2 separate regions of the Homo sapiens genome follow, and region 1 is linked to region 2. The links are chromatin loops, found by intact Hi-C in ENCODE. Cell type or tissue: adrenal gland. All regions are shown on one strand. Links, peaks and the distances in the headings refer to the core of each region. The heading gives the core; the rest is flanking DNA.

Evidence for each region. Hi-C counts contacts between places; a loop is a spot of excess contacts. Peaks named below come from ENCODE experiments on the same cell type or tissue, not always from the same donor. Only the 100,000 strongest peaks of a DNase experiment are listed, where the experiment ranks them.
Region 1: a loop joins it to region 2, with 2.7 times the contacts of the local background. A loop is called at or near these places in 10 of 110 quality-filtered maps.

Annotation. Positions count from the first base shown.
Region 1 is chr7:147,527,420-147,542,816 of GRCh38, forward strand. The region is part of intron 11 of CNTNAP2 (contactin associated protein 2); the gene reads left to right. Among named protein-coding and RNA genes, the nearest start is that of MIR548F4, 160 kb to the left of the region's middle. In adrenal gland, for the core only: no CTCF peak of the experiment used is centred there; no DNase peak of the experiment used is centred there.
Region 2 is chr7:148,075,926-148,091,322 of GRCh38, forward strand. All of the region lies in intron 15 of CNTNAP2 (contactin associated protein 2), which reads left to right. Among named protein-coding and RNA genes, the nearest start is that of C7orf33, 510 kb to the right of the region's middle. In adrenal gland, for the core only: a CTCF peak has its summit at 8,324 (motif pointing left); a DNase peak (open chromatin) is centred at 8,396.

The sequences.
Region 1 (15,397 bases), core at 2,651-10,650, 550 kb before region 2:
AATTGGAAATGCAGCTTAAGTCCTCTCAGTATGCGCAGCGTTATACCTCATTTTCTAAAAGATAGCATTTCTCAAGAAAATGTATACATACTGTATGAAAGTCCCTGTAAATAATGCAAATGCTTGTTGAATTTTTAAAATGTATTCTGAAACTCTTGTCAAAATAATAGTTAGTTTTTACCAAGTAGCATCAGTAGCCACATTACATAGCAGAATTTAAATTATAATGGCTTGAATCTTCTTACTCTTTGGCACAGGTGAGACCAGGCAGGCACACTAGGGAGGGGCAGATGTGAGCCGTGTAACTATCTCATTCCCTTAGGAAGCCCTTTTTACAAAAGCAAAGTTGGCTTCTGTCATAGTTTTGATTCTTCTCAAGTCAGATTCTGAGATTAAGACCCAGGCTGGCCTGAGACTAGGAGAAGGATTATTTGGGAGGTTATCCTGGAAAGCCCAAGTGAAGGAGTGGAGATAATAAGACAGGAGAGGGAGGAAAGCAAACAAACAAAAAAAGTGCATTGATAGGGAGAAACTGCTGCTATTAATTGAGCTCAATCCCACTGGAGAGTCTCTGAGAAACCTTTTGGTACGTGGGGATGCTGGGACGTTATTCACTGACTCCTGTCCTGTGTTGGTTCAGGGTGGACTCTAAGGATATTGACTTTCACACACTTCCAGGTTGCACCTATATGTGGCCAAGCAGGCTCCCTTTGAGCCCAAGGAAGTCCATGAAGAGACATAAGTTTCTGAGGTGGGAAGCTGTTTACTCTAAATAGTCAAACTCAATTGTGGCTGAACTCAGAAGAATATTTAGGGGAGAAAAATACATGAAGTTCTATTTCCTCATTCACAGGGATCGTGGCATAAGGCAGACTGCATGGGTTAGGGTAGTTTGGGCTGCCAGTAAGTGTAACATTCTCTGTGCGAAGGCCACATTGGTTGGTTTTCTAAGGATGCAGGTGTGTCTCATGGCACAGGAGGCCAGAGAAGGGCTCAGAAAGGCTGCAGAGCATGAACAGAACCTTACTCATTCTGTCTCTCACTTGGTCTCCCTCAGTGTGCTAGCTTTCCCTCTCTCCTTTACACACAACACTCACAGACACACATGCACACACATACATGTACACACATGCATTCACGCATGTGTGCTCACACACAGACTAGCTTTTTCTGTTTTTCTTGTACATCTTACATGTTCCTGGTTTAATCATAAGACAAATGGCCTCTCTCTTCTGGTAACAATTTTATATTCCTGGTCAAGGGAGCTAGGTTGGCCCACACATGAGAGGGAACAGTGGAAGTAGGATGTGTAATGCCCAGAAGAACAGGCATCGGAGGAGAGCCCAGGAGTTGATTCTATATGTAAATCTGTTATAATACCAATCCGAACAAGCTAGTATTCTATCAAATAGCCAAATGCAGAGGTAAGCAGGAAGTAAGTAATATCTTTTGTGATTTTTTAAAATGACACACAGTAGATGAGCTCAGAACATATACAGTACAGTAGCCACTGGGCAACCATTAGATAAACAAGAAAAGAGCCAGACCATGGGGATGAAACCATCTTTAATCATGGCAAGTGGAATAATGTGTAAAAAAGTTATGCTAATCATAAAATGGAAACGATACATGTCCATTTTAGAATCAAATGGCACAGAAAATATGTGAGCATATCAGCACCATCTATCTACATTATACCCTTGAGAGCTTGTAGATTCTGAGTTTAACAGCACCATATCATGAAAAATGACACTGGACAATTTGGATTGTTTTTATACCATGGGTCTCAGTGAGAAAGTCAGCTTTCTCTTTCCCAATGCAAATAAAGATTAGCAAATATATTTAATATTTATACCTGTTCTGGTGATTCATTTTGGCTTTTGAAAGTGAACTCCACCATAAAAAGATAAAAACCAATCTTCCTTTTCTCATTCCTTCCATTATTCATTCATTTATTGATATTACTATATTATAGGCACTGTGCCACTCTCTCTGTAGAAGCGCCTGACAGTAGAAACAAGGGCTTCATCCTCCTGGCTATGATCATGAGGCTACAACATAACACTGTGGCTTTTTGAGAATTATTTCACAGCCTATTTCCAGAGCAAAGTAACAATGCTGTTTTTTTTTTGGTTTCTATTTTCTTGTTTGTTTGTTTGTTTATGAAGTCAAACTATTATGGTGATGTTACCAACTTCTTTCAAAGCAGAGGCCAGGGAATCAAGGACGTTGAGGCTTAATAAAATAAAAGCAAAGTATGTTTGTATATTTTTCATGTGTTAGGACTACAGGTTTCCAGAAAATAAACCTTTAGTGCATAGGCAATTTTATCATTAGAGATTTCAAAGGGGATATGCATTTATCGCTATCAACAGAGCCGGATAAAAAGATTTTTTTCTGACTATTTCCATAATGTTCCATTATGTTTTTAAACATGAAAAATTTATTCCAAAGGCCAGGAAATCACAGGACTCCACCAGGTGTGATAAGGTCCCAATCTAATAAAAGTTTAACTATCTCTCTGGCTATTAGTGTTTATTTATTCAAGAAAGGTCCAGAATGTTATTTTGAATATTCAGTGTATTATCAATAATCGTGGGGATTGTGATGACAGTAGTGGCAATGACAAAAATAACATCTGTATTAGTCTGTTTTCACACTGCTGATAAGGACATACCTGAGACTGCTAAGAAAAAGAAGTTTAATTGGACTTATAGTTCCACATGTGTGAGGAGGCCTCAGAATCATGGTGGAAGGCAAAAGGCACTTTTTTTTTTTTTTTTTGAGACAGAGTCTTGCTTTGCTGCCCAGGCTGGAGTGCAGTGGCACGATCTCAGCTCACCACAACCTCCACCTCCTGGGTTCAAGTGATTCATCAGCCTTCCAAGTAGCTGGGACTATAGGCGTGTGCCTCCGTGCCTGGCTAATTTTTGTATTTTTAGTGGAGATGGGGTTTCACTGTGTTGGCCAGGCTGGTCTCGAACTTCTGACCTTGTGATCTGCCTGCCTCAGGCTCCCAAAGTGCTGGGATTACAGGGGTGAGCCACCGCACCCAGCTGAAAGGCATTTCTTACATGGCAGTGGCAAGAAAAAATGAAGAAGAAGCAAAAGCAGAAACCCCTAATAGACCCATTAGATCTCATGAGACTTATTGACTACCACAAAAATAGCACAGGAAAGACTGGCACCCTGGATTCAGTTACCTCCCCCTCAGTCCCTCCTACAACACATGGGAATTCTGGGAGATACAATTCAAGTTGAGATTTGGGTGAGGACACAGTCAAACCATATCATTCCGCCACTGACTCCTCCAAATCTCATGTCCTCACATTTCAAAACCAATCATGCCTTCCCAATAGTCCCCCAAAGTCTTAACTCATTTCGACATTAACTCAAAAGTCCACAGTCCAAAGTCTCATCTGAGACAAGGCAAGTCCTTTCCACCTATGAGCCTGTAAAATCAAAAGCAAGCTAGTTGCTTTCTAGATACAATAGGATTACAGGTTTTGGACAAATACAGCGGTTCCAAAGGGGAGAAATTGGCCGAAACAAAGGAGCTACAGGGACCATGCAAGTCTGAAATCCAGTGGGGCAGTCAAATTTTAAAGCTCCAAAATGATCTCCTTTGACCCCAGATCTGACATCCAGGTCACGCTGATGCAAGGGGTGGGTTCCCATGGTCTTGGGCAACTCCTCCCCTATGGCTTTACAGGGTACAGCCTCCTTCCCAGATGTTTCATGGGCTGGAGTTGAGTGTCTGTGGCTTTTCCAAGTTCAAGGTGCAAGCTGTCAGTGGATCTAACATTTTGGGGTCTGGAGGATGGTGGCCCTCTTCTTACAGCTCCACTAGGCAGTGCCCCAGTTAGGACTCTGTGTGGGGACTCCAACCCCACATTTCCCTTCCTCACTGCCCTAGCAGAGGTTCTCCATGAGGGCCCCATCCCTGCAGCAAATTTCTGCCTTAGCATCTAGGCGCTTCCATACATCCTCTGAAATCTAGGCAGAGGTTCCCAAACCTCAATTCCTGACTTCTGTGTACCTGCAGGCTCAACACCACATGGAATCTACCAAGGCTTAGGGCTTACACCCTCTGAAACCACAGCCCAAGCTGTACATTGGCCCCTTTCAGCCATGGCTGGAGAGGCTGGTACACAGGACACCAAGTCCCTAGGCTGCACGTAGCACGGGGAACCTGGGCCTGGCCCATGAAACCACTTTTTCCTCATGGGCCTCCAGGCCTGTGATGGGAGGGGCTGCTGTGAAGGTCTTTGACATGACCTGGAGACATTTTCCCCATGGTCTTGGGGATAACATTAGGCTCCTTGCTGGTTATGCAAATTTCTGCAGCCGGCTTGAATTTCTCCCCAGAAAATGGGTTTTTCTTTTCTTTTTTTTTTTTTTTTCCGAGACAAAGTCTCACTCTGTCACCCAGGCTGGAATGCAGTGGTGTGATCTCAGCTCACTGCAAGCTTCAACTCCTGGGTTCACGCCATTCTCCTGCCTCAGCCTCCCGAGTAGCTGGGACTACAGGTGCCTGCCACCATGTCCGACTAATTTTTTTGTATTTTTAGTAGAGACAGGGTTTCACCATGTTAGCCAGGATGGTCTCGATCTCCTGACCTTGTGATCTGCCCGCCTCGGCCTCCCAAAGTGCTGGGATTACAGGCATGAGCCACCATGCCCGGCCAGGTTTTTCTTTTCTATCACATAGTCAGGCTGCAAATTTTCCAAACCTTTATACTCTGCTTCCTTTCTAAAACTGAATGCCTTTAACAGTACCTAAGTTACCTCTTGAATGTTTTGCTGCTTAGAAATTTATTCCGCCAGATGCCGTAAATCAACTCTCTCAAGTTCAAAGTTCCACACATCTCTAGGGCAGGGGCAAAATGCCACCAGTCTCTTTGCTAAACATAACAAAACTTACCTTTGATCCTGTTCCCAATAATTTCCTCATCTCCATCTGAGACCACCTCAGCCTGGATTTTATTGTTCATGTCACTATCAGCATTTTGGACAAAGCCATTCAACAAGTCTCTAGGAGGTTCCAAACTTTCCCACATTTTCTGATCTTCTCAGCCCTCCAAACTGTTCCAGCCTCTGCCTGTTACCCAGTTCCAAAGTTGCTTCACACATTTTCGGGTATCTTTTCAGCAGCGCCCCACTCTACTGCTACCAATTTACTGTATTAGTCTGTTTTCATGCTGCTGATGAAGACATACCTGACACTGGGAAGAAAAAGGAAGTTTAATTGGACTTACAGTTTCACATGACTGAGGAGGCCTCAGAATCATGGTGGAAGGTGAAAGACACTTCTTACGTGGCAGCAGCAAGAGAAAATGAGGAAGAAGTAAAAGCAGAAACCCCTGATAAACCCATCAGATCTCATGAGACTTATTTACTATCACAAGAATAGAGTGGGAAAGACCAGCCCCCATGATTCAATTACCTCCCCCTGAGTTCCTCCCACAACATGTGGGAATTCTGGGAGATACAACTCAAGTTGAGATTTGGGCAGGGACACAGCCAAACCATATCAATATCTTACTTTTGTATTAAATAATATGATTCCTGAAGTAGTTACTCATATACTGCCCCATTTATTTCTCATAAGAACTCTGGGAGAAAAAATCTATCACCTCTGTTTTACTGATGAGTAAATGTAGACTGAAAGAATTCAGATGATGTGTAAGAGAACACATAGATTATAATGACAAAGCTATAGCTGGAATTCAGTTTCTGTTTGGGGATGTTGTTTTGTTTTATTTTGATCTTAGAAAAAACTAAAAGTTATCATAAAAGACTTTATTCTAACTGCAAATTCAAAGATAATGTTTATTCATGCCTAGGACAAAATTTCTATTAACAATCAAATATTACAGAAGGTTGTGAATTTTTGATGACCTGATTATGTTTACATAAGTCTCTACCTTTTCTAAACCTCATAAATATGAAACCTTTGGGTGAACTCTTCCCAGAACTGATTTCCATAAACTTACTGAAAATGAGTAGGAAGAAAGAGCTCAAGGGACAAGTACTTATTGTGTATACTCTTTAGTGATACAGAAATAAAAGAAAAGTTAAATACCTATATTTATAAAATTGAATCTTTTAAAGTCAGCTGACAGGTCAAAATGCAGGTAACATTTTTAAGCTTCATGCTTAAAAAAATAAGCTTTATTTAAAAAAAAAAAAATACTTACTTGGAGCCAGGCACAATGGCTCATATGTGTAATCCCAGCTACTCAGGAGGCTGAGGCAAGAGGATCACTTGAGCCCAGGAGATCCCATCTCAAAAAAAAAAAAAGCACCTTACTTTTTACTTCATTGCCTCAGTGATAGCAGACCAACAGGGCATTGGTAAGAATAGTTTTAACTATACTCACAATCATATACTGGCTTCAGTTGTACTAGCAACAGTTAAAATTGAAGACACATTAAGCATGTAATAAATGTGAACTATCAATAAGTGAAACCATTAGAACTAGTATTAAACCGTTTCATTCTTAACATCCTTTACAGATAAAGAATCAGAGACTGAGAGAGCTTAATAATACCACTATTCAGTTAGCAAGCTATTCTGTGGTTTAAAGAGATCAGTATTGCCTTTAACTTTCTGGCTTTTAGAATTTACGCAATTCTCTATCAACATGGAGGCTCAACCTGATTTTGGGGCATTGTGTAAGCCAGTAGTTTTCAACCTGGAGTGATTTTGACCCCCAGGTGACATTTGGCAATGCCTAGAGACATTTGTGATTGTCCCATTTGGTTGGGGTTGCTATGGTATCTAATGGGAGAGGCCAGTAACGCTGGTGAACATCCTACAAAGCACTGCAGAGCCCCTGGCAAAGAATTTTCCAGCCCAAAACGTCAGTGGTGCTGAGGTTGAGAAACCTTGATATAGCCCTCTAAGACTGAATATTAATGAAAATGTTTATTTAAATCAGTTTGTATGGTCCCAGTGCCACTTAGAATTATATTTCTTAACAAGTTAGAGCTCAATTTCCTCTGCCCAGGCCTCCTTAGGATACAGAAGAATAAGCCAGTAGTACCCTTACACGGAACAGGATAGGGCAATCATATGATTCTGAATGCCAAGGGGACTTTCAGATTGATGGTTTCGTAAAGTGACTGACACCTTGGACGGTTCCCAAGAAAATTACTAAAACTTGAGTCTTTTGCAGGTATGCAAAACCCATGAATTTCATAAAAAATAAATCTTTATTTCAAAGATGGGACTTTTAAAGTTTAAAGTGGCCTTCGGGTGGAGAAAGAACTAGGAATCAAAATTTCAATGGGCAATAAAAACAAGTGATAATTTCCTTTGATTCTCACAATCAAGATGAAGCAGGATTGTGATAAGAGCTTAGCATTTCTATCCACTCGTTGAAATTTATCAAATGCCTCTCCCTGACTTCTCGCCCTTACACTGAAGTAGATATCCAAAGACTTCAGATATATACACTATGGACAAGTATTTCCCCTCACTTGCAGAAATTCAAGTGGCACCAGCAGTTTGGAGACAGAAGTCTCAGTGGGCGCAAGGAAGCTGGGGTCTGGGGCCTGACTCTTCCCTGCCATTTTGGTGCCCCTTCCCGCCTACCCACGCCCTACCCCAATGTGTGGCATTATCCAGGGGGTTATTAAATATTGAAATACAGCTTGACAAACATCTGATAACAATAGGTGGCCAAGGCCGGGCGCGGTGGTTCATGCCTATAATCCCAGCACTTTGAGAGGCCGAGGCGGATGGATCACCTGAGGTCAGGAGTTTGAGACCAGCCTGGACAACATGGTGAAACCCCGTCTCTACTAAAAATACAAAATTATCTGGGCCTGATGGCGGGCCCCTGTAATCCCAGCTACTCAGGAGGCTGAGGCAGGAGAATTGCTTGAACCCAGGAGGCGGAGCTTGCAGTGAGTCAAGATCGCGCCACTGCACTGCAGCCTGAGCGAAAGAGTGAGACTCTGTCTCAGAAAAATAAAAATAAATAAATAAATAAATAAAAAGGTGGCCACCAGCTGTGTCAAAATCAACTAGTTAAAAGGTGGAAATTAAATATGACAGTGGAAAAAGATTTCTAGTTGGAGAATGAAAACTTCCTAAAATCTAAGATGGCTGCCATTAAATGATATTCAGATTCTTCCCGGGTTCTTGCTTTTGGATGAATAAATGGCTTTTTCTTCCTCCAAAGTTCTAATCTGATGAATGTGTAATGGAGATAAATGTTTTGGAAATATCTCCATTTGCCTGGCTCCTCGGTGTCTCTGTGTAGGACTTTCTCCCCACTCAGGCCAAGCTTCCATCTGTGAGTGGAAGATGGGGAGGAGGCGAGGACCGCGAAGGTCACAATAAGAATGCAAATACAGCAGTAAAAACAGTTTAATATTCACCCTCTGTCAGCAAAAATAGGCTTTCCTAGTCTGCAGCAATGTACTGGAACAGACGTAAAAGACAGGCGTTGCCAGGAAATAGGGATTTACTAAATTCCTTTATATTCCCATTTAATATATCAAGAGGCAGTCCTGGTATCCTTGATCATATAGCATTTCCCAACAAGGAGGTTAGAACCAGACAGGAAGAGGAGAGAAATCCACACATACTCACCCCAGTAGGGGAAGAAACAAATCTCTGAAGCTCTGAGCACTTACATGACTCACCGTGGCAGGAACTAAGCTACCCAAGACAACTTTTAAAATTATTGCATCCACAGAGTTTACCAAATGAGTCTGAAATTTAACATGTTTCTTTTCCCAGCATTTTAAAATCAATTCCTCCTTTGAAACTCCTCTCCAATTACTCTTCATCTGTATAAATTCAAATATATTTTCATTCATTTACTCATTCAACAAATATTTATTGAGCATCTATCACGCACAGGGTGCTGCGAATGTGCCAGTGAGTAGGTACAGATAAAGTCCCTGCCCTCTTGAAACTTACTTTTTAGTTGGAGAGAAAAAGAAAAGTAAATATCATTTCTGGCTGTGATAAATTTCATGAAGAAAAACAAACAAGAACTTCCTGGTCCTCGTGCTCACTCCCTTCCAACAGTTTTGGGGGACACCAAAGGGACAGAGAGGAGTCAAGCCCCAGACCCCAGCTGCCTTGTGCCCACTGGGACTTCTGTCTCCAAAATGCTGGTGCCACTTGAGTTTTTGCGAGTGAGGGGAAATATCTGTCCATGGTGTATGTGTCCGAAATCTTTGGACATCTACTTCAGTGGGAGGGAGAGGAGTCCTGGAGAGGGCTCAGTACATTTCAAGGTGGTGAGAGCAGTGCTAACACGCAGCGTTCTCTGACTTCCTAATGTACCTCCCTCTCTGCCATCAGACTAAAATTTTTCAATAGCTGCTTGATGCAATCACTTTCTTTTTCAAGACCCGCAACTGCTCATACTGCCTGATGCTACCTCCCAGGCCTTGAACATAGCTTCAAATAATGTGTTTAACCTATGCCTGGCCGTAAAGCCTCCCCTCTCACCACGCCACCTCTTCTAAAGTCACATAAAAATCCCAGTTCTCTGTCCACACATCTAAGAATGGACACTCCTCTGTCTTCTCTTCCCTATCTTTCTAAATCTGACCCTTTTATTAAGATTCAACCAGTTTCCTGCCTGCTCTATTCCATTCAACACCCAGACCACAGTGATACCTCCTTTGTCTAATCTTTCACAATACACTTTAGCACGTTACAGATTCCCAAATGTGGAAAGAACCATGCTGGTCTTTTAGTCTAGCATTAAATACAATGTGAGTAACACAGTTATAACCTTTCTAATAGGTAGTCTCAGACTTTCACACTCTTTCCTAATGTTTTTCAAATAAGTACATTTTTAAAAATGCAAATACACAGTGGTAAATTAAATTATTTTGATTATTAAGCATTCATAATCATAAAGCTATGAATAAATCTGTATGCTTGGAACTCTTATATAATCGTAAAAGAAAACAAACTTAAAAATTATATTCAAACTGAATAACAAAATTCATTCATTCCAAATGATCAACATTAATTTAATGTGACATGTAATATTTTGCTAAAGTAAAGTACCTATTCTCAATGTAAATGTGGTATTGGCTACTATCAAATGCAATATGTAATAGTGGGGCCTTACTTACCTACAAAGGCCATCTCTGTCATTTTTTCTTAAAGAACCTTAAAAAAAAAAAGTTGTAGCTTCTTACTAAAGAAATCTCCAATGCTAACACAATATAAGCGTGACTTAATTACAGGGTGATAATCTAGATCATGTGGACTTTTCAGCCCATTAAAAATTAAAATGAAAAATCTAACCATTTTCAAAGAAACGCACATCTTTTATCATATGCCTTCATATAACAAGGGTCCAGAAATCCATGTTATAAAGGTTTGTACTGATTCAGGTGTTTATATTTTGACTCTGAAAATGGATCTATGTAAAATGTGCTGACAAAAAGGGCTATTTTTAAGTTTTGTGCATTTTTCCTTATAGTACCTAAAAATGCATGTAGCACATGCTGGATGTTAACTAAAGATTCCTTGAATATATTATCTCTATTTATTTTATTTCTTCTGATGTGAATTTGAAAAAACATTTATTTACAGACCACTAAAAATCTCCCAGGAAGCTGAGTTAGTGGTGACTGTTTGATTCTAACCTTCTGAACAAATGTTTTCATGAACTCCATGAAGCTTTTTAATAAACTTACTCCTCACAGTGATGCAAGTCAAATTTAAGACAGAAGAAACTAAACGTTCATCGGTATAAGAAAATCTAAGTCAAGGTGGCCAAAAAATCAAGCAATCTTTTAAGAATGTTGAATCAAATGTGGTTGTTGGTGAATGAAAATTTCTTCTATTGCAGACAATTATTTGAAGGGTACATCTTTTTAATACTATTTCCAACTGTCTCCTAGAGTGATAGTAGCCCTGTTAAACAATTAGTAAAACAAACAACAACAAAAAACACATTAGGCCAAGTGCAGTGACTCACGCCTGTAATTCCAACTCTTTGGAAGGCCAAGGAGGAAGGATCACTTGAAGCCAGGAGTTCAAGACCAGTCTGGGAAACATAGTGAGACCCCCTTCTACAAAAAAATAAAAACTTAGCCCATGAGGTGGCACGCATCTATAGTCCCAACTACTCGGGAGGCTGAGGCAGGAGGATCGCTTGAGCCCAGGAGGTCAAGGCTGCAATGAGCTGTGATCATGCCACTGTACTCCAGCCTGGGAAACAGAGTGAGATTATATATATAAAAAAAAATCCCTCCTATCTTTGAAATTTTCATAGAGCCACCTGTAGTTTGGATGTTTCCCAGGGAACACAATAAAAACAAATTCAATAATCCTCAACTAAAAGGCCTGATATCATGTTTATGCCAGTTTTTTTTCCTGAGTATTTTAACTTTTTTTCTCTACTTAGTTTCATCAATTAAAGGCTTATTGTTAAGGGAGAAAAGCATTAGGACCCCTAGTAAGATGCTCCAGGGAGTGTGTTTTCAGCTCAATGTAAGAAAAAAATTTTTGAACCGTCAGTACTCTTTGAAACTCTGTTTATTCCAAGATAGTGAGGTGTCTCTTAATATAACAGCTTATACAGGGGCTGAATGATGCCAGCTTTGGGCTTAATGTTGTTTTTAGGTTATCTAGACAGTTCTGATTTTAGAATGTTCATAAGTTAGGTCTGAATTAATAAGCCAATAGGTTCTTATTTCAAAAGAATATATATATACACACATATATATACATATATCAAAAATGTGAGCTAAATTCCCATTTATCTTTAGTATTCTCCATATCTCTTTCATTTCCAGAGTAATGGTCCTTGGGAAGATAATAGCTAGCATAATGAGACCTGGTACTTACACAGCACTCAATAAGTACAAGACTCTCTAAATGTTCATTCCTCACAAAACTCTATGAGATACATTATAGTGCTATTCCCCTTCTACAGATAATGGAACTGGGACACTAAAGGTTAAGTGATGTGCTGATACTTCCAAAGCTCATAAACAGAAGAGTCATCCAGAGCCAAACTATTTTGGCTTCAAAGTCCAGGCACTTAGACAGTGACGCTATCCACTCACTAGTACCTTCTGGAGAAGCCACTAGGATAGTCTGAGAATATTACTGGACTACTAAACAAATTGAGATTCTTGAAAGCTGAATTGTGTTGTGTTTTTACCCCATCATCACAAACCTTTACATTTGTTCAGACCAGGAAAATAAATGTCAGATGCCAATGTAGTGACACTATCAACTCCCAGGTGTAATCAAGTAGAGACTGAGATCCCTACACCAAGTCAAAAACTTTTATTTCTTTGCATACTATGGACCATGGTGTCAGGAATAATCACAACCCAAAGAATCAGGGAATACAGAATTTTAGAGCTGGAAGCATTTTTAGGAATTGTTCATTCTTTCTTTGTTATTACAGAAATGAGGATACTGACTTCTACTGAGAGGATCGTATTTCAAGACCATGTGATGGCTTTATAACTGCTCTTTCTGACTCTACTGTTAACTCTCTCATGTCCAGGCTCATACCAGCCAAAGGAAATTCGTAATAAAATTTGATCCTCTCTATAATTGCTATTCCTGATTCCACTGTTAACTCTCTCATGTCTAGGCTGATACCAGACAAAGGAAATTAGTAATAAAATTTGATCATCTCATTCTGCTTCTTTACACTCCTTCAAATGTTCTGCATTACTTTGAGACTTAATCAAAGTCCTTCAGTTAAAGCATCAGTTCTTTGAAGACCTGGTCCCTGATTGTCTGCAGTCTCATCAGCTCCTACTTGCTCCTCTTGAAATCTGGACTCCAGTCACTCTGAGTGTCACTCCAGACCCCCCAGAACATCACACTCTTACCTCCATCCTTTACACATCTCTTTCCTTCTACTTTCACAGCACTTCCCCTGGACTCTTCTGTCTGCCTCCACTTCATTTTTCAGAATGCAGCTTAATACCTCCAAAGAAAGTCACCTCTAACCCAGAGGTCACATTTGTTCTGTTTAGTTATTCAAACTCCCAATTTAAACAAGTCTGCCTATATTGTTTCCTAACCTATGACAGATATAAAGAGTAAGTTATATTTCTGTGCATTAGGATACAAGAAGAGCAATTAGAATTTGCACAATGCAACATGACATCTCCAGTAACAATATATTGCAAGGATTCACTACTTATAAAAAGGGAAACAAGGAGGGCAGATCACAAGGTCAGGAGATCGAGAGCATCCTGGCCAACATGGTGAAACTCCATCTCTACTAAAAATGTAAAAATAAGCTGGGCATGGTGGCACGTGCCTGTAATCCCAGCTACTTGGCAGGCTGAGGCAAAAGAATCGCTTGAACCGGGGAGTTGGAGGTCGCAATGAGCCGAGATGGTGCCACTGCAATCCAGCCTGGTGACAGAGCAAGACTCTGTCTCAAAAAAAAAAGAAACAAGTTAATGAAACAAAATTTTCTGAGATCATTTGGTAAAGGTGTCAGATTGGTGCAGCGTAATCCAGTGATTGATGTAGGTAATTTTGAAACCTGAGTCAGCAAGAAATAGCAATTATATTTAATGTAATATGATGAAGGAGGCAGAAAACTGCAATAACTTAGAATGATTTCCACTAAAGATACTTAAAATAAAATGAGTTTTAGTGCTTATAGCAAGGAAAACTCCATTTATGTTTAACATCTACTTCTTTTAAAAATGTATACGATATAGGGGGAAGATGGTAACAGTTAGAACACCCAAATTCTGGTCTGGTAATTGACACTAAATTAGTGAGTGACTTTGAGTGAGTAAGCCATATGATATCTTTGACTCTTAGTATAATGCAGTGGCTAGGAACAGGGGCTATAGGCTCAAATCTCATTCTATTCCATTACTTTCAAGCTCCATAGCCTTCTGTTACTTTAATTGCTCTAAGCCTCACTTTCCTCCTTTGAAAATGGAAAGAATAATACCTTCCTCATAGGATTACTGTGACAAACAGAAGGCACAACACTTACAAAACACTCAGCATAGAATATGACACATAGGAAGAGCTCAAACAGCTGTTGTTGTTGTTGTCGTAATATAAGTAGTTACAGTGAGGGAGATAGATCACATGCTCTCCGAGGTCTTCTCAAATTCTAAAATTCTGTGGTTCTATGAACAACTCGCTCCCAAATGATGTCAGATAAATGAGATCTCACTGTATACTGGGCAATAAAATCAATGTGGTCAATTTTAAATCGTACCCTGTAAGGTAAGGTTGAGCAGGTCATGAATTATTCAAAACTTTGGTTACACTCAATATATTTCTATTTGATCATGGAATGCATAGAACTATTTAAAAGAGCATTTTTAACCTTCTCATATTATGTTTAATGATTAAAATGAGTTTGATCTTTCCGTGTTCACTAAGGGAAAAGAAATGGAGCAATGCTGGATAGTTTATATATGTGCCCCACTTAATCATTAGCGATTTAGGTGAAATCATCGAGCAACTTTTTGGGTAATAAAAAATGCAAGCAGGATATACAGTTTTGGCCCAGATAACAGACATGCCTATAAATGAGAGCCAGTGGCACATCATCTCCTTATGAAGCTTTTTCAGAATTTCAGGTAGTTCAGGTCCATATGTGCTTTGAAATTCTAAGGGTGAGAAGATGACTATCACGTGTTTTTCCAATTATATCTTAATTTTCAAAATAGGCTTATTGCAGCATTGATGTCTAATTAGAGTTGCCGGACACAGTGGCTACAGTCCAATGCTATAATAATCTAATTAACTAAACTCTCCACTTATCATGTAAGTGCCTCCTCACCTACCACACACTTCACCATTTAAAGTGATATCCTTTTCCTTTCTTCTTTTTTAAATGAAGAATTTGTTCAGGGAGACATTTGGATTGTTCAGTGGTAAAAAAAAAAAAGCTCCAAAAAAAAAGCAAATAAGAAAGTAAGAGTTTGTACTGGACAGCAGAAGTGACATCACCTGGGCAGGCAGAGCACCTGTTGAAATCCAAGACTTCATTTACGGACTAGCTGTGTGACTTTGGCAAATTACTAAATCTCCCTGAGACTTAGCATCTTTATTTGCAAGCTGGGAATAATCGGAGGAAGTTAACTGAGAAGCTATTGGGACTTAAGCTTCAGGGCCTTTTATTTGTGTAGGGCATATATGTTCACATAGTCATATGCTTATGTTAAGTTTACAATGTTAAGATACCTTAACTGTGACTAGCTAAGAGCTCTGTCTCTTTCAGTATGACTTTCTTCCATCACATGGTGAAGATCTTTGGAGAAACCTTGAACAGGTTTGGTGTCATGCTAAGGGAAAGTTGAGATCCATAAATTTGTGTTTAGTGACAATATTTATGTGCTCTGAAGTTATTTCTCTATATTGTCACATATTGCTAGGCATCTAGTGTAGGAA
Region 2 (15,397 bases), core at 5,062-13,061:
GTCGAAAGTAGCCTGTATGTCTCTGAATTCTGTGATGTTTCTCATTTTTCCTCCCCGTACAGTCTTCATAGGTATTTAGACAAGTAAACACCTGTAAAGGAAGAATGTGGGCAATAAGAATGAATATAAATGATAAATCACATAATCTGATGTAATGAAAGACTTAAGTTATTACAGAAAACCTAGAATTAAATGAAATATTTAAAAAGTGATGTCTTCAGGAAGTCTACAGTTCAGATTCAAGGGTGGCAAATACTGTCCATGGAGACCAGTAGTTCTCAGGAGGGTGACTTTTTTTCTCCAGGAGACATTTGGCAATGACTGGAGATATTTTTACTTGGGCATGTTGTTGATATCTAGAGAGTAGAGGCCACGGATGCTGCTGAACACCTCCAATGTGTAGGACAATGCCCCGCAACAAAGAATGATCTCGCCCAAAATGTCAAGAATGCCAAAATGGAGACACCCTGGTGTAGACCTATGATAGCTCTGACTTCTTTTTTTTTTTTTTTTTTTTTTTTTTTTTTTGAGACAGAGTCTCACTCTTTCACCCAGGCTGGAGTGCAGTGGCCCGATCTCGGCTCACTGCAGGCTCGATCTCCCAGGTTCATGCCATTCTCCTGCCTCAGCCTCCCGAGCAGCTGGGACTACAGGAGCCCGCCACCATGCCCGGCTAATTTTTTGTATTTTTAGTACAGACGGGGTTTCACCGTGTTAGCCAGGATGGTCTCGATCTCCTGACCTCGTGATCCACCCATCTCTGCCTCCCAAAGTGCTGGAGTGCTGGGATTACAGGTGTGAGCCACCGTGCCCGGCCGATAGCTCTGACTTCTAAGTCAACTGTGTTCATCAGTTTCATATCTCCCCTCTTACTTTCCACCATCACAAAAGCCTCTGCCTCCTACCAAATGTTAGTAAATGCAGTGAATGTTAGCAATCTATTTGAAACAAGGTTTCTTGGCATTCATCTAGCTGTATGGATAAAGTTTTACCAGCACAAACTCTGTATGCATGGGGTAGACTGGATCAGACAGAGCAATCTGAACCACAATGTTGGATTTCCTTCAAGCTTGAGAAATATTAATACTACCATATATACAGGCGGGGCATGGTGGGTCACGTCTGTAATCCCAGCACTTTGGGAGGCCAAGGCGGGTGGCTCACCTGAGGTCGGGAGTTCGATACTAGCCTGACCAACATGGAGAAACCCCTTCTCTACTAAAAATACAAAATTAGCCAGGTGTGGGGGTACATGCCTGTAATCCCAGCTACTCAGGAGGCTGAGGCAGGAGAATCGCTTGAACCTGGGAGGTGGATTTTGTGGTGAGCCGAGATCACGCCATTGCACTCCAGCCTGGGCAACACAGCAAGACTTCATCTCAAAAAAAAAAAAAATTACCACACATACTAACAATATGAAAGTTCTAATTCATATTTAAGGAAACATCTGCTTCTACATGTGTTTCTATCTGTGGTTCTGAAAAGCAAATCCTAATTTTTATGAATGATAATTTCTGGGCCTCTTTTTGTCTTTCCCCAGATGTTCCCTGCTTTGTTGCTTAAGAGCTGCATGGCACAGACCATAAAGGTTGTGAGCTCTTCCCATTTCAAGAAACCCTGGGGAGATTCAAATAAACAAATTCAAAATGCCCCTTAGAGTCTTTAACAGACCAGAATTAGTACGTTGTTTGTTTGAAAATCTTTCTTTTTTTCGGATATAAAACTATACACTCAAGACTAAATGGAGGCAGTACAATTACACATTTTGACTGAATTGTCTCATCAGTAAAAGTATCACCTGGCTAATTGTAACTCTTTAGAATTGGCCTAAACTAGAAAATAAACAAGGACCTTATTCAAGTATTTCCTATTATGTTACATACATACAAGTTACCAATTAGAAGTTGATATACACTATTTTGTTTAAAAATAAAATTCAGCAAGCTTCTGATGATTTATTCTGTTCTTGTTTTTCTTACCAGTTTTACTGCCAAAATAAACTCCTTCTCATACAAAGTCTGGGATTATACCACAGAGTTACTATAATTGGATTCAACTTTAATAGAATATTACAATATTAATTTTAATAGAGTATGGTTTCAGATATTAAAAAGATTAATGTACCCAAAAACATAATCATTGTTTTGTTTTTTTTTTAGACAGAATCTTGCTCTGTCACCCAGGCTGGAGTGCAGTGGTGTGATCTCAGCTCACTGCAACCTCCACCTCCTGGGTTCAAGCGATTCTCATGCCTCAGCCTCTCAAGTAGCTGGGATTACAGGTGCATGCCAGCATGCCAGGCTCATTTTTGTATTTTTAGTAGAGATGGCATTTTGCCATGTTGGCCAGGCTTGTCTCAAACTTCTGGCATCAAGTGATCTGCCTGCCTTGACCTTCCAAAGTTCTGCGATTACAGGCGTTGAGCAAGGCATTGAGCCACCCCACCTGGCCACTTCTTTTAAATTGCATAATTTTCCTGTTCTCTATTTCATCCAATCTAAAATAATAATGAGTTTTAAATACTTATTTTTAACATTTTTTTTACACCTATGATTTGAGAATATATATATATTAGGCCGAGTTTCATTTTTGTTGCCCAGGCTGGAGTGCAATGGTGCCATCTCGGCTCACTGCAACTTCCACCTCCCAGGTTCAAACGATTCTCCTGCCTCAGCCTCCTGAGTAGTTGGGATTACAGGTGCCCACCACCATGCCCAGCTAATCTTTGTATTTTTAGTAGAGACAGGGTTTCACCATGTTGTCCAGGCTGGTCTCTAACCCCTGACCTCAGATGATCCACCAGCCTCGGCCTCCTGAAGTGCTGGGATTATAGGCATAAGCCATCATGCCCAGCCTGAGAATAGATTTTTGACATTTTTAACTTGATTTTCCGAGAAGAAAAAATTACATATTTTTAAAAATAATAAATACATTGAAATCTAGATTTTAAAACATGTTTACTTTCTCTCAAATTTGTTAGAAATGTCACAACAAATAGCTTTTTCAACCTATGAACAGTATTTGTAGAAGGGAAAAATGAGGAAGAAATGGGCACATTTTTCTAGTGATTGAATGGTGGTGTCTACATCTTGAATAATTCTCACTGCATATCGTTGCTTGAATTGTAGATCTGTATGGCATGTGACTTGCCTGGGTCTATGATGTTGTCAACAGAAAGAGTCAAATTCTGTAAAATATTTGAAGAGATTTCTTCTGAGCCAAATATGAGTGACCAATGGTCCCGGGAAATCCTGAAAACATGTGCCCAAGGTGGTCGGGCTACAGCTTGGTTTTATACATTTTAGGGGGACATAAGACATCACTCGATACATGTAAGATATACTTTGGTTTTGTCTGGAAAAGCAGGACAACTGGAAGCCAAGGGTAGAAGGGGGCCTTCCAGGTCATAGGCAGATTCTCATGATGTTGCCCAGATGTCCTATTGTAATTTCAATTGGTTGAGTTTATCTAAAGATCTGGAATCCATAGAAGGGAGTGTCTGGATTAAGATAAGTGGTTGTAGAGACCAAGGCTCTTATTATACAAAGCCTACAGGTAGCCGGCTTTGGAGAGAATAGATTGTAAATGTTTCTTATCAGACTTAAAAAGGTGCCAGACTCAGTGAATTCTCTCCTGGATTAGGGAAAAGACCTGGAAATGGAAAGGGATTCTCTACAGAAGTTAGATTTTTCCCCACAAGAGACAGCTTTGCAGGGCCATTTCAAAAATTGCCAAAGAAATATATTTTAAGACAAAATACTTGGATTTCTTTCAGGACCTGCTATCTGTCATGTAATGCTATACTAGAGTCAGGCTGGATTTGGGTGTCTTATTGCTACAGAAAGTCTTAAGATCTCTATTAATGTTAATGCTGGTCAGCTGTGCCTGGATTCCAAAGGGAGGAGGGTATAATGAGGCATGTGCAACCCCCACTCCCCATCATGACCTGAACTAGTTTTTCAGGTTAACTTTGGAATGCCCTTGGCTGAGAGGAGAGGCCAATTCAGATGGCTGTGGGGCTTAAAATGTTATTTTTGGCTTATGATGTGGAGGCAGAAGTAACCTGTATCACTGTTGTGCCAAAGTCTCTAAGAGCTAATGTGCAGTTCACCAAGTTGTCTCCCTATGAGAGTCAGCCATCACTGCAAACAGCAACACTCCAGGTTGATTGTGGTTCTGTCAGCTTCATCCTGCACCCCAGAGTAAAGATGACATAGTGGGGAGCCTGTCTTACAATGAGCATATAGCAGATGCAAGAAATAAACATTTGCCTTGTTAAGCCACTAAGATGTCAGGGTTGTTTGTCCTGCAGCAAAGCCCAGCTCATCCTGACTGATAAACTTATCCATTCAAGTGATCAGCTTTTGGTGTAAATGCCCCTAAGAAAACTGATAAAGCGGCCGGGCACGGTGGCTCAAGCCTGTAATCCCAGCACTTTGGGAGGCTGAGGCAGGCGGATCACGAGGTCAGGAGATCGAGACCGTCCTGGCTAACACGGTGAAGCCCCATCTCTACTAAAAATACAACAAAATTAGCCTGGCGTGGTGGCGGCGCCTGTAGTCCCAGCTACTCAGGAGACTGAGGCAGGAGAATGGCATAAACCTGGGAGACAGAGCTTGCAGCGAGCCGAGATTGCACCACTGCACTCCAGCCTGGGCAACAGAGCAAGACTCCATCTCAAAAAAAAAAAAAAAAAAAGAAAAGAAAAGAAAACTGATAAAGCCTGATGCACTACCTACCTATGCCTTGCCAAAGAATGGTAATAATCCAAAAACTGTTTAATTTAGACCTTCACTATGCAATGCATATTTTATCTAGGAACACTTTTACTGGTATCAGTGATCAAAATTATAGAGCAGGGGGGGAAATGTGAGGAAACAAATCTCAAATGTCAACATACGTGGGGATCTTGTTTGCAGATGAGGAAGTGCATTCTCAAAGCTGTGTGAATTGTCCTCATCATACAGCTATTTTCATTGTATTCTTTCACAAAAATATGTATGTGGATGGATTCTTAGGTGTTAGAGACGGGGAGGAAAGAATAAAGGAGACTCAAGGCATAGGTGGAAACCGTGCATACAGATGGTATATCTTTATGTGTTGAGCATTTATATCATGCATCTGCTAAGTACTGCAATGGAAACAAGGATAAGACGCACAGACTTCCCTAAAGAAATGTAAAATCTCAATGACAAAGAAACATGTGAAGAAGTTAGTATCTTAAGCAAAATGATGCAATTCATAGTAGGCCACTGTGTACTGGAAAAGTAAGGGCTATTCTATTCCAAAGTGTGATTTTTTTATTGGGTGAGGGGGACCTGAGAAAGCTTCATGGAGGGTGTGATAGTTAATACTGAGTGTCAACGTGATTGGATTGAAGGATGCAAAGTATTGATCTTGGGTGTGTATGTGAGAGTGTTGCCAAAGGAGATTAACATTTGAGTCCGTGGGCTGCAAAAGGCCGACCCACCCTTAATCTGGGTGGGCACCATCTAATCGGCTGCCAGCACGGCTAGAATATAAAGCAGGCAGAAAAACCTTGAAAAGACTAGACTGGCCTAGCCTCCCAGCCTACCTCTTTCTCCCATGCTTGATGCTTCCTGCCCTCAAACATTGGACCCCTGGTTCTTCAGTTTTGGGATTGGACTGGCTCTCTTTGCTCTTCAGCTTGCGGATGGCCTATTGTAATCATGTGAGTTAATATTTAATAAATTTCCATATATATATCTATTTTATTAGTTCTGTCCCTCTAGAGAACCCTGACTAACAGAGAGGAGAGGATATCTGAACTAAGCCTCAGAGGAGGATGAATGGCAAGGAGAAGAAACATGTCTCCAGGAAACTGAGGCCTGAGGGGGTAGTAATTTTTCCCGAGCATATGATAAATGACAGTGATTTGGGAAGACTTCATGGCATGAATGTATGTGAGAAAGTGGGCTTGCGAGAGCAAGATTGGAGGAGTTGGTTATGGAAAGGCGAGTAACCAGATATAGGCTGATAGATGGAGTAAGCATAGAGAAGGGCATTGTTTTGTTTGCTTGTTTTTTTTAATTTTTTAAATGTTTTATAGATATGGGAGTCTTACTACATTGCTCAGGCCGGTCTTGAACTTCTGGGCTCAAGGGATTCTCCTGCCTTGGCCTCCCAAAGCACTGGGATTACAGGTGGGAGTCATCAGGCCGGCTTTTAAAGAAGGGCATTGCAGTAGGAATAGAATGAAAGGAAGAGATGAATGAATGGAAGAGATATATGAGCCATTTCAAAATAAGAATCACAACAGTGGAACTGAGTGGCTGTGGATAAAAGCTAAAAGGGTTAAGTCAGGGTTGGGACCAACAGAACTAGAACAATACTTGTATTTTGGCCCAGATGACAAGGGCTGAAGGGCATCCAGTGAACACCCAGAAACTGAGGACGCTAGACTGAAGCCCAGGGGAAAATCCAAGCTAGTGAGGTTTTTCTCTTATGAGTTATGGGAGGAGCAACTTGGAGGGAACACTTATTGATTGCATCTCTTGTAATATCCACAGCAAAGGCATATGAGGCGAGGCTAGGGAAGGAGATAGAGGAGGAGTGTGGTCAGAGACGCAAAAGGCATCAAATAAAGCTGATGTGGAAGAGAACCAGGACGCTCATTGTGGTATGAAAGTCAAGAGAGAGAGCTTCAGGGAGGTGGGGGATTCGCAGGTTTAAGGAGAAAGCAAAGAGAATGAGGACCAAGGAAAGGCCATTGGATTTGAAGTTTGAGATTTTCTTTCTTTTTTTTTGTTTTGTGACAGAGTCTCACTCTGTCACCAGCGTGGAGTGCAATGGCACCATCTCAGCTTATTGCAACCTCCACCTCCTGCGTTCAAGCAATTCTCCTGCCTCAGCCTCCCAAATAGCTGGGACTACAGGTGTGTGCCACCACGCCCAGCTAATTTTTGTATTTTTAGTAGAGATGAGGTTTCACCATGTTGGCCAGGCTGGTGTCGATCTCTTGACCTCGTGATCCACCTGCCTCTGCCTCCCAAAGTGCTGAGATTACAGGCGTGACCCACTGCACCCGGCCTGAACTTTGGGATTCTCTTGGTGGTTGTAGAGAATGCACTTCATTAGCTTTAGATTCTGGGACAGTCACATTATAAAAGACAAGGGGAAATAAAGAGGGTATACAGGACACTGGTGTATACTGTCCACTCCAGATCAGTGGATGAAGAGGATCTGCACCCTAAGGGGACAGCAGATTTATCCCATTGCTTTGTTGTGTTGCTTTGTCGAGATGGGAGATACCTGAAAGCAGAAGGAAAGCAACATAGGAAGACGCTCAAAAATAATGATTTTCTTAAATGCACATGATAATTTATGGCTGACACTGACATTTTCTCAGTTACCTTTCATAATAACATTAGAGAAATGACATAAGGTTGCAGAGTGGGGGGCAGTGGGTTTCTTCTGACTCCACTTCGGTTCCCTTCATAGCATGAACACATTTGTAAGGGAGAAAACGAGGCAGGAATGATGCACATTCCGAGGGTGGGAGTGAAGAATTAGGAGTCACAGGTAGGTTAGCATGTGGAAGAGAAGGTGACTGAAACCAGAGGCAGAGAGGAGAAAGTGGACTGAGATTTACATGTTTTACTCCCTGAAGAGACTAGCAGTCCCTATTTCCACCAAGGGCAGAAACATTCAAACATTCTGCATACCTTTCCTTTTATGCATGAAATAAAATACTGGCATTTGAAGGAAGAGGTTGATAATGTTTATTTCTTAGAACATTCAAGCTTGGCAGTTATGTGACTTATCTCTAGAGCCTCTCAGAAGTCTCTGGGGACGCAGGAGTCTTTGGAGACTCACACTTTCTGCAAAAGTGCAGAAAGAAATACAATTACTTAATGAATACCTACTGTGTACTCAGCAAATCCTTTATCTGTCACTTGTGTTAATTTCTAGAAATTACATAACTAAGAGTCTCCATGAATTGCACTTGTTTTCTTAAGAGGGAAAGAGAAAAAAATACCTTCTTTCCTTACCATTTAAGCCAGTGCTTTTTAAACCAGGATCTGACACTCCGTAGGTGACCATAGATGTAGTATCACAGATCCGTCTGTTTCCAAAATGTTACATTCTGATTTTAAGATCCCCTGAAAGTTGAAATTTCTCTTTTGCTGCAACAACTCACACTTGAGAAAAATTTTCACAGGAGACTTTATTTTCTTAAAGCAGAGTTTGTTAATATGAATTCTCACAGGACTGTGGCAATTCATTTTTCTTTTAATGCGTTCATTACTCTAGACCAAGACATCAATTTTTGTGCAAACCTTGTTTCCTGCTGCCACCTGGTGGAAGCCACATAAGAGTTTTACAGAGGCTTTGGTGGTGCTAGGAGAGGGGCCAGGGCTCTTCCTCAGTCACAGAATCCCACACAGTGATCAAAGAGCAGATCTTTCTATTAAACTCCCTGGCAGCAAAACAGTAGAGGCTTGGCTCTCTGCCCCGGGACTGTGCAGAATGTCACAGGTCGGAAGCCCAGAGCATTTTTCTCTTCTTTTATCTTTAGACTCTTGTGGCTCTCAGACCTTGAATATAATTCTTTGCTGAAAATTCTTTAAAATCATTATCTTTTCTTTCTTCCTTTTTTCTTTCTTTCTTTTTTCTTTCCTCTTTTTTGCTATGCTAGACAGGAAGAAAGAAGGGAATGGCATTTTAATGTAAAGAAGATTGCACTGAAATTATATTACTTGCTTAATTGTATTAATTCACTGCAATAACAATTTAATAATATGACAGGTCATTTACATGCTAATCATTTGGGTCTCTTGTCCAGAGAAATCATGAGGAAGGGCTGGGAAGTGCTCTTATTATGATCAAAATAATCCACACTCTCCTAGAGGAGTGCATAGGTATAGAACTGACATTGTTTGTTTAATAAAGTTTCATTCAAGGCAATTTGGCTGGTTCTTTTATCAAGTGTAATGGGAAAACAAGCCAGTCCTGATGTTAAACACTCCAATGATCCCTCAAGCTTTTTATTCTGTAATAAGTTTTACAGCATTATGTGTTACCCACGACAGTCATTTAGTCGGTCAATTTCAGGCTAGTGATAAAAGTTTGAGTAATGGGAAAGCTGTGTTGATGTTCCATATTCTTTGTGAGATGTCTATGAATTAATGCTCCCAGGTACACACTCAATTTATATTTAACAGCCATTACTAAATGTAATATCTAAGTAAAACCCAGTTATGACCTATATATATGGAAAACTAATTAAAGCTGTTGGAAACAACCTATTTCCCTTTGGATTATTTATGTAAATACATCGAGGTCTAAAAATTCAGTACAAGTCAGATGTGTTCCTGCCTAGGGCTATTATATAAAGCTCAGAAAATTTTATGAGAAAAATGATGATTCTTAAGGATTGAGCTTCAAATGTGAATTTTTCTATTTTATAAGGATATAGCTTGGGTTGTTAAGCATCAACATAGCTTTTCAAAATAGTTTTTTATTCTCACAAGTTTAAAGGCCTTGTAAAATCTCTTCTATTAAATATACATATATACATACATATTACATATACACCAATTGACTAACCCCTCTAAGTGCTGTATCTGAACTAATTTTAAAAGAATACCCGTGTTTTTCAGCTCCCAAATTGAAAAGATTATTAGTTAGTACCGTGATTTCTGAACTTTTAATCAAATTTTCATTCATTTTATAATTTTGAAATTTTGACAATCTGAGAATCTTCTATGATTAAATATATTCTTTCTTCCTTTCTTTTTTCTCTTTCCCTTCCTTCCTTCCTTCCTTCCTTCCTTCCCTCCTTCCTTCCTGTCAGTCTGTCTTGCTCTGTTGCCCAGGCTGGAGTGCAGTGGCATGAACATGGCACACTTCAGCCTCGAACTCCTGGGTGATCCTCCCACCTTGGCCTCCCAAGTGTTGGGATAGCAGGTGTGAGCCACCAAGCCTGGCCTTATAACCAATTAAATGAAGGAAATGATACTATGACACAGACAACCATTTTTCAATCAAGTTATTCTGCCATATTAAATTTTCAGTCACCTTTCTATTGCATTTATTGAATTTCTACTTTTTACCAGTTCTAAGCCTAGATCTGTCTCTCTTAAATTATTAAATGTCTTATTTTCTTATGAAACAACCTTCAGATGTAATACACAGAAGAAAAAGGAGTCTCAGGAAGTTTAGTTTGCCCAACTAGAAATTGAGCACAATTACTTGGTGTGTTGAGGGGGATTTGAAACTATGTCCTTATGATAATTGATAGTTATGATAATTGATGACAAAGGGGTTTTAGAAAGACCTCTTTTGCTTTTAGAAACACTTCTCTTTGCACTTTCTTTAATGCCCATTTTTTAGTTTTATGAATTAAATAATATACATTTATTTAAACAAAAGTATCAACATTTCTCAAGTATCTATAGGTTACTTATCTACTCAATGCAACTAACAATCAAAAACTAGTGCTCCAACAAATTAAATTTTCCAAACACTGAAATATTGATCACAATGTCTCTAAGCATTTCATTGAAATAAAAATTTTGATGTATCTAATTTTCCTAAATATTTTAAATGCATTTCAATATGCAAAACTCTCACAAAATTGTTGTAAATACAAAGGTAATCAGTATTTTTAGATTAAAATCAGTTATAAATGTGCTAATATAGTGAATGTGACCCTTGTCCGGACTCACATTTTTCTTCTTAGTCTTTTCCTGGGTTATATTCTTAACATATCAGCTATTTTTCTATTTTTATAGCTTCTTAGGGTTCAAAAATATTACCATATCCAAATGAAAACTAACTACCTGAGAGCAGCCAACTGCAGGATCTGTGTCAGGATCCAGCTGATTCTTGGTGAGGACACAGATCCAGGTGTCTAAGGAGATTCAGACACTAGCCAGTCATCATCAGATTAAGCTGCACTTAAATCCACATATATCAAATTGTTTTTTTTTATTTTTACAATGGTGCGTTACTACCATGATGTCTTCACAACTGATTTGAGCAGTGTTGCAAATCCCATTTCATTATCCCATCGTTGTGATATATAGACTTGGCCTGTTGGAATACCTTCTTGGAAATTTAAAAAAATAGTTTATTAAGATTATTAGGGCCATTGAAGAATTTCCTCCTAGGAGATAATGCATTGAGTCTACCTTTCAGTCCTCCTCCTCAGAACACGTGCCCGAACTATCATTTTTGAGATCACCATTGATTTCTTTCTACAGCGTGGTCACTGGTACCAATAAAATGCTAGTCTTCATTCCTATCCAGTTATTATGTGGGGCCCCATGTTGTTAGTCTTTCTGATTTCATTATGATACTAAGTTTTAAGGGAAACTTGACTTCCTATTTTTGTGTCTATTGTACTACCCACTATAGCGACTATATAGTAAGGAATATAAATTTGTTTTCATAGGAAATAAAATACCCACATATATTAAATCCCCATTAAACATACCCTATTTCATTTACCCTTCTTTAAATTATAACTATCTTTTTATATGGCTTATATTAACTTTTCTCTCTCAAGCATCATTTTAAGCTAATGACCTTTCAGACTAGACCCAACTTCTTTCAGTCAACCATAATTCATGCTCACTTTCTCCCTCTCTCTCATCAAATCATCGAAATTTGATCAGCAGGAATCTCTTTAACTTGACTCCATTGATTTTTTAGTGTTTTAGTACAGTCTCCAACATTCTTAAAAACATATTTGTTTTCTAGCAATAACAAGATGTCCCAGACTCATTCCAATTTGTTTTGTTTTACTGCCCCAAAACATGGAATCAGCTTCCCTACCATAAGTAGTAAAGAGTAGTAGAGAATACTATTAAAGTCCAAAATCTGGGAACTAGGGATAAACAGGAGAGTTGATGGTAAGTAAAACCAGTGCTGCTGCTTAACTATATTTACTAATGTCAGAGATGGAAAATACAAGTTATTTTAATGTCATAAGCTCACAGTAATTTTTTCCAAATAAGATTATATATTGCTATGCTCTACTTTTCTCAAATTATGTGATTTTATTGAAAATGAAAACTTTTATTTTGGAATTGAAATATTTGACCCTCTTCTTTCTGCTTAGGGGAATTATTTGGAAAGATTTCTTATGCCTAGTTCTGTAGGGTTCCAAACCATGTATACTTTCACAAAATGCATGTGTGCAATAGCACACATGCTATTTCCAGCAGCAAGTTGAATCCTTGTATCTAGCACTGATGGTCAATATGTTTTGCATTTTGCTTTCCCACCTCCAATGAATTAGTATAAACTATGACCTTCATTGATATTTCTTTAGTTTTTATATTTGTATGAATCAGCTACTTCAAACCCTTAATAAAATCTACAACCTCTCCAATAAACCCAAAGTTACTAGATGGAAGGAAACAAAGATTAGAGCAGCAATCAATGAAATAGAAACTTAAAAACAGAAAAGATCAACAAAACTACAAGTTGGTTTTCTGGAAAAAAATAAACAAAATCAATAAAATTTTGGCTAGACTAAGAAAAAAAAAGAGAAGACTCAAATAAATGAAACCAGAAATGAAAGAGGAGACATCATAACCTATACCACAGAAATCCAAAGGATCACAAGAAACTGTTATGAACAATTACACAGCACACATTGAATAAGCTAAAAAAAGAATAAATTCTTAGTCTCATAGAACCCACCAAAACTGAATCATGATGAAACAGAAAATCTAAACAAACCATTAATGAGTGAGGAAATTAAATCAATAAAAAGCCTCCTATCAAAGAAAATCCCAAGACCTGATAGCTTTACTGCTGAATTCTACCAAACATTTAAAGGATAAAATACCAATTTTTTGCAAACTTTTACCAAAAAATGAAGATGAAGAAACATTCTCAAACTCATTTTACCAGGCCAGCATTACCCTGATAACAAAGCCAGAAAAAGCACCACAAGAAAAAAAATTACATGCCCATATTCCTAATGAATATAGATGCAAAAACCCTCAACAAAATACTAGCAAACTGAATTCAACAGCATACTAAAAGAATCATTCATCATGGTCAGGTGGGATTTATCCCAGAGATGCAAGGATGGTTCAATATACAATAATTAATATGATGCACCACATTAGCAGAATGAAGGACAAAACCCATATGATCATCTCAATAGATGCAGAAAAGTCATTTGACAAAATTTAACTTTCTTTCATGAAACAAACACTCAGCAAATTAGGTACAGAATAAATGTATCTCAACACAATAAAGAGCACATACAACAAGCCCATAGCTGACATCATATTCAATTGAGAAAAGTTGAAAGCTCTTCCTCTAAGATTAGGAAGAAGACAAGGATGCCCACTCTTGCCATGTTTATTCAACATAGTACTAGAAGTACTAGCCAGAACAGTTAGGCAAGAGAAAGAAATAAAGGCATCCAAATTGGAAAGGAAAAAGTTAAATTGTCTCTGTTTGCAGATGACATGATCTTATATGTAGTAAATCATAAAGACTCCATGAAAAAACTGTTAGAACTAAAAATGAATTCACTAAAGTTGTAGGATACAAAATCAACATACAAAAATCAACAGCATTTCTATATATTAACATGAATTATCCAAAAAGGAAATAAAGAAAACAATTTCATTTACAATACTAAAAAAGAAATACTTAAGAAAAATTTAACCAAGGAGGTAAAAGTTTATAATGAAATTTATAAAACATTGAGGAAAGAAATTGAAGAACACAAGTAAGTGGAAAGATATCCCATTTTCATGAATTTGAAGAATATTGTTAAGAATTCAGTACTACCCAAAGTGATCTACAGATTTAACATAATGCCTATAAAAATTCCAATAACATTTTTTACAGCAATAGGAAAAGTAATCCTAAAATTCGTATGGAACCACAAAAGACCCTAAATAGCTAAAGCAATTTTAAGCAACAGAGAGATATCACATGACCTGATTTTAAAACCTACCACAAAGCTATAGTAATAAAAACAGCATAGACTAGCATAAATACAGACACATATACCAATGGAACAGAATAAAGACCCCAGAAATAAATTAATGCATTTATGGTAAATAGGTTTTTGACAAAGGTGCCAAAATTATGGGGAAAGGACAGTCTCTTCAAGAATGTATATCCATACATAGAAGTGTGAAACTAGGCTCTCATTTTACACCATATACAAAAATCAATTCCAAATGAATTAAAGACTTAAATGTGACACCTGAAACTGTAAAGCTACTAGAACAAAACATAGGGAAAATGCTCTATGATACTGGTCTGGGAAAAGATTTTTTGGCTATGACCCCAAAAGCACAAGCAGCAAAAGCCAAAATAGACAAATGGAATGACATCAAACTAAAAAGCTTCTGCACAACAAAGGAAACAATCCAACAGACTGAAGAGACAACCTATGGAATGAGAGGATGTATTCACAAACCATACCTCTGATAAGGGATTAGTGTCCAAAAGGTATAAGGAATTCAAATAATTCAGTAGTAAGAAAACAAATAACTTGATTTAAAAATGGACAAAGGACCTGAGTAGATGTTTCTCAAAAGAAGGCATACATGTGCCAACAAATATATTTAAAAGGTTTAATATCACTAATCAGGGAAATGCAAATTAAAACCATAAGATACCACCTCAAACCTCTTAGAATGGCCATTATCAAAATGATAAAAGACAACAAGTGTTGGTGAGAATGTGAAGAGGGAACCATTACACATTGTTGGTAGAAATGTAAATTAGTACAACCATTAGGGTAAACAGTATGGAGGTTCCTCAAAAAATTAAAAATAGAGCTACCATATGATCCAGCAATCCCACTATTGGCTACATATCCAAAGGAAATGAAATTAGTATGTAGAAGAGATAAGTGCACTCCTATGTTTACCGCAGCATTATTCACAATCGCTAAGATCTGGACTCAAGTGCCCATCAACAGATGAACAGGTAAAGAAAATATGGTATATATACATGATGGAAGCTTCAAAAAGAAGGAAATCCAGCCATATGGATGTACCTGGAGACCATTATGTTACATAAAATAAACTAGGCACAAATCAAGTATCCTATGATCCCACTTACATGTGGAGGGTAAAAAAGTTGAAGTAATTGGAACAAAGAGTAAAATAGTGGTTACCACAGAGACTGGGAGGTGGTGGGATTAGGTAGATCTTAGCCAAAGGACACAACATTTCAATTAGACAAAAGGAGTAATTTCAAGAGATCTATTGTACATCATAGTGACTACAGCTAATGACAACATATTGTGTATATGAAAATTGCTATGAGAGTGGATTTTATGTTTCCATTACAAAAAAAGATAAATTTTTCAGATAACGCATGTGTTAAATACCTTTATTTAGCCATTCTACAATGTGTACTGTGTATGTACATGTGTATATGT